Linked DNA regions of Homo sapiens: region 2 is linked to region 1. Evidence: read pairs that join two places in POLR2A ChIA-PET (ENCODE). Cell type or tissue: Panc1. All regions are shown on one strand.

What was found. Peaks named below come from ENCODE experiments on the same cell type or tissue, not always from the same donor. Only the 100,000 strongest peaks of a DNase experiment are listed, where the experiment ranks them.
Region 2: POLR2A ChIA-PET joins it to region 1 with 5 read pairs; 1 of 35 experiments calls an interaction of 5 or more read pairs at or near these places.

What each region holds. Positions count from the first base shown.
Region 1 is chr11:102,259,886-102,262,385 of GRCh38, forward strand. No RefSeq gene overlaps it. Among named protein-coding and RNA genes, the nearest start is that of BIRC3, 56 kb to the right of the region's middle. RefSeq lists an enhancer at 1,092-1,596. In Panc1, no CTCF peak of the experiment used is centred here; no DNase peak of the experiment used is centred here; H3K27ac peaks cover 398 bases.
Region 2 is chr11:102,526,051-102,528,550 of GRCh38, forward strand. It overlaps MMP7 (matrix metallopeptidase 7), which reads right to left. Exons shown (of 6, transcript NM_002423.5): 2 at 1,707-1,933; 3 at 1,474-1,622. Among named protein-coding and RNA genes, the nearest start is that of MMP7, 3.4 kb to the right of the region's middle. In Panc1, no CTCF peak of the experiment used is centred here; no DNase peak of the experiment used is centred here; H3K27ac peaks cover 1,837 bases.

The DNA.
Region 1 (2,500 bases):
AATCAGGAAGCTCATTTCAATTTAGACATTTTTCTGATGGCCAGTATAGCAATATTCAAAGATGCTGGTGCTTCCCTTTCCAGTGTTTCTCAAAGTCTTGGTGCACACTGGCCGGGCACGGTGGCTCACACCTGTAATCCCAGCACTTTGGGAGGCTGAGGCGGGTGGATCACCTGAGGTCAGGCGTTCGAGACCAGCCTGGCCAACATGGTGAAACCCCTTCTCTATTAAAAATACAAAAAAAATTAGCCAGGCATGGTGGCAGGCACCTGTAATCCCAGCTACTCTGGAGACTGAGGCAGGAGAATTGTTTGAACCCGGGAGGTGGAAGTTGCAGTGAGCCAAAATCTCATCACTGCACTCCAGCCTGGGTGACAAGAGCAAGACTCCATCTTTAAAAAAAAAAAAAAAGTATTGGTGAACACTATCTTCTAGCTCTTTAAGGGACATATTTTGGTGAGGAGTGAGCAGTTCACCCATTAAAAAACCACTCCAGCATTCCTATTTTCCTAAGCCTTTGAATTACTTCCTTTGTATTATACTAAGGAATTTCTGGCACCTCAACTTCAATTAGCATGGGTAAGCTACGGCAGACCACAAAGGAGACCAAGGTTTGTACATTGGTGAGAATGACAGCTCAGACTTAGCTAAGGCTTCTCTCACTAGACTTTACAATTGCTTCAAAACCTTCACACATGATTAAGAATACATGTTGGTGTGAGTAAACGAGCACCTCAGGATCTCCTTTTTAAAATTACTTATGTATTTATTATTATTATTATTATTATTTTTTTTTTTTGAGACAGAGTCTCCCTCTGTTGCCCAGGCTGGAGTACACTGGCACATTCTCGGCTCACTGCAACCTCTGCCCCCTGGGTTCAAGCGATTCTCTGGCCTCAGCCTCCCCAGTAGAGGGGATTACAGGTGCCTGCCACCACGCCCGGATAATTTTCATATTTTTTTAAGTAGAGATGGGGTTTCACCATGTTGGCCAGGCTGGTCTCCAACTCCCGACCTCAAATGATCCACCTGCCTTGGCTTCCCAAAGTGCTGGGATTATAGGCGTGAGCCACTGTGCCCAGCTGGGATCCCCCACTTTATTTTTTTGGAGACAAGAGTCTCACTCTGTCACCCAGGCTGGAATGCAGTGGCATGATCTCGGCTCACCGCAACCTCGGCCTCCTGGGTTCAAGCGGTACTCCTGCCTCAGCCTCTGGAGTAGCTGGGATTACAGGCTTGAGCCATCGCGCCTGGCCAGGATCCCCATCGTTAATTACAGAGGTGTACCCTCAGTTTGGTGGTCTCAACAGCCCTCCCAGAGTGATGAATTCATCAGGTCAATGGAGTTGAGAAACATGACTGCCTTTGATACCACTTTAGGCTGTCCATTATTTCAAGGGTCCCACCTATTTCCAGAAAATAAAAAAGAAAACTTCTCATCTCACTGCAGGGACATAATCTGGTTCCTGCTGTTTTTATGCCTTTCTGCATCCTCAGGCCTGCTTGAGGCTTTGTCGTTGCAGGTCTGGGCAATAGCTTGCCACAGTGGGCCAGCTATTTTGTTGTTGTTGTTTTGAGACACAGTCTCACTCTGTCGCCCAGGCTGGAGTGCAGTGATGCCACCTGGGCTCACTGCAGCCTCCACCTCCCAGGTTCAAATGATTCTCGTGTCTTAGCCTCCAAAGTAGCTGAGATTCCAGGCCTGCACCACCATGCCTGGCTAATTTTTGTATTTTTAGTAGAGACGGGTTTTCACTATGTTGGCCAGGTTGGTCTCGAACTCCTGACCTCAAATGATCCTCCCACCTCAGCCTCCCAAAGTGCTGGGATTGCAGATGAGCCACCGCGCCCAGCCAATGGGCCAGCTTTTAAAATAGAAATGGAGCACACAATGAGAATTGCTCCCAGCTGTTTGATCTAGCCTAGCGATTTCAGAATCTCTGATAATTTCATTCACATTGATGATTTCAGCCTAAAGTTTTCATCTTTCCTACTTAATCTGGCGCCCTCAGAATAAACCTTAGGTAGCCTATTTTTTTCCTCTAATATAAAGTAGCAAAAACTCTCCCCTTAGTCTGACTTTGTAATTGCCTCATTAGTCCCATCTAGGCACTCCTCAATCTAGTTCAGCTGACACCCAACATTAACCATCACACGTGCCCAAACTCATGCTACAGAGTGAGTCTGCTGGGCAGACACACACAGCCACTTGCACCTCTAACATCATCAGTTTTGGACAAGGACACGAAATGTCTGTTCCTGCTGCCTCTGGGAAGTGGCTGTAGGAGGGAGGCTGCGTGTGCCAGAATAGAGTCAGTATGGTTTCTGCTTTTTTGAATCACTTGCTTCCAGTTCATCTGATGAATGGAAACTTCATGTCAATGTCTTTATTCTAGATTGCAAAGTAGCTTGGGAAAGCAAATACCCAGCATTTTCAGCTTCTGTAGTGGAGGTTTGGGTCTCTCCAAATACAGAAAGCAGTGTTTAAATGCTGAGAAAC
Region 2 (2,500 bases), 270 kb after region 1:
GAACAGACTGAAATGGGCAACATTTTTCTCTAAATTTGCACCATGAAACACTAGCAATTAAGAACAATTTATGTATATGGGTTTTATATATACATATATACACACACACACATATATAACACATATACTAAAAAAATGGGTTTTACATATAGAAAAACCCACGTAAAAAAAAAAAATATATATATATATATTTTTTTTTTTTCTTTTGAGACATAGTCTTGCTCTGTTGCCCAGGCTGGAATACAGTGGTGTGACCTTGGCTCATTGCAACCTCTGCCTCCCAGGTTCAAGCGATTCTCATGCTTCAGCCTCCCAAGCAGCTGGAATTACAGGCATGCGTCACCATGCTCAGCTAATTTTTGTTTTAGTAGAGATGGGGTTTCACCCTATTGGCCAGGCTGGTCTTGAACTCCTGACCGCAGATGATCCACCTGCCTTGGCCTCCCGAAGTGCTGGGATTACAGGCGTGAGCCACCACACCCTGCTGTGTTATATATTTTTAAGTTCTTTAATATGAAAGTTTCCATTTCCTACTTCCTTGCCACATGAAAGGCATTAGCAACAGGTCATATACCACTTCTCAGGGGACTCTTGAGGCCTTTGGAAGCTGCGACTCTTTCTGTTGATTTAATATCGATGTTAGGTAGATATATTGTAAACATATAGTCATGTGCTACATAATGATCTTTCAGTAAACAGATCACATATACAATGGTCCTATAAGATTATAATGGAGCTGAAAAATTCCTATAGCCTAGTGATATAGTAGTTGTGATAATGTCATAGCTCAATACATTACCTTTTCAATGTTTAAATACGTTTAGACACACAAATACTTGCCACTGTGTTACAGTTGCCTACCGTATTCAGTATAGTAACATGCTGTATAGATTTACAGCCTAGGAGCAATAGGCTATACTATGTAGCCTAGGTGGATAGTGGGCTGTATCACCTGGGTTTGTGTAAGTGTATTCTATGATGTTAGCACAGTGACAAGATTGCCAAAGTTCTCATTCTCAGAGTGTATTCCCATTGTTAAGCAGTGCATGACTGTATATATAAATAATAATTCACGTTACAAAACAGGGGTTGGCAAACTTTTTCTGTAAAGGGTCAGATAACAAGTGTTTAAGCTTTGTGATCTCTGTCACAGTTGCAGCCTGAGCCCAAACAGTCATAGGTAATAGGGAAATGAAGGAGCCTGACTGTGTTCCAGTAAAACTTTATTTACAAAAACAGAAGGTGGGCTGGATTTGGCTCATGCATCATAGTTTGCCAACTGCTGCTATAAAAAGTGGCTCTATATTACCAGATTATAAAAATTATAATAATATTGCTAAATCTATCTATTAACTATCTATCTACCAATCATATCTCATTAAAGGATTTTAATCTTCATAAGAAAAGAGCACTGATATAAACCATGAACAAACAAAACAGGACACAGGATTAGCCTACAGGAATCTTTCTTACCTCCTCGCGCAAAGCCAATCATGATGTCAGCAGTTCCCCATACAACTTTCCTGAAATGCAGGGGGATCTCTTTGCCCCACATGTTTAAAGCCTTTGACACTAATCGATCCACTGTAATATGCGGTAAGTCTCGAGTATATGATACGATCCTAGTAGCAAACAAGAAAACAATGTTTGACCCCTAGGAAACAGGCTTTATTGTTTTTGCCAAAATGAGCCAGAGCAAAACTAACCTGTAGGTGACCACTTTGGAAGTCCATTTTGGGCTATTTGGAAATAGTGAGTATTCTGCAACATCTGGCACTCCACATCTGGGCTTCTGCATTATTTCTATGACGCGGGAGTTTAACATTCCAGTTATAGGTAGGCCAAAGAATTTTTGCATCTCCTTGAGTTTGGCTTCTAAACTGTTGGCATTTTTTGTTTCTGAGTCATAGAGATAAAATCTCTTGAGATAGTCCTATTGAAAAGAGAGTAATTAATCTATAGTTCTTGTTTATTATATTCTTTTATCTTAGAAGCCTATATATCTCTTGCCTTTGGTTCCTGTGAATTCAAATAATGATTTGAAGACAGAATAATTACATAGTCACAGAGAAAAATAAGTGTGCATTAGTGAGGAGAAAATTTAATATTGCTAATGAAGCACTGGCGTGCCATTTCGTGAGCAAAAGAAAAGAATCCCTCAATTTTTAAAAAATCCATTTAAATGTTTTGGGGAGAATTACACTGTACACTTTATAAAGCCTAGAAGTGTGTAAGAGCAATCAGGAAGCATGTACCAGTCTGTCCTCAGGGGTACGACTGGGACATTCTCTGTGTTATCATAGACCCTGTGGGGGAGATCTGAGGTCAACCAGCCCTATCTAAAGTCCAGCTGAGATGCGGTTCCAGCTAAAAGTTAAAGGGTCTTAAAATTTTAGCTCTGGGAAAAGATATTAGGAAATTATTAAATAGTTCAATTTAATAATCCGGTGAAGGAACCAAAGCTTATAGCAACTAAATGATTTATGTGCCCAGGTTCACA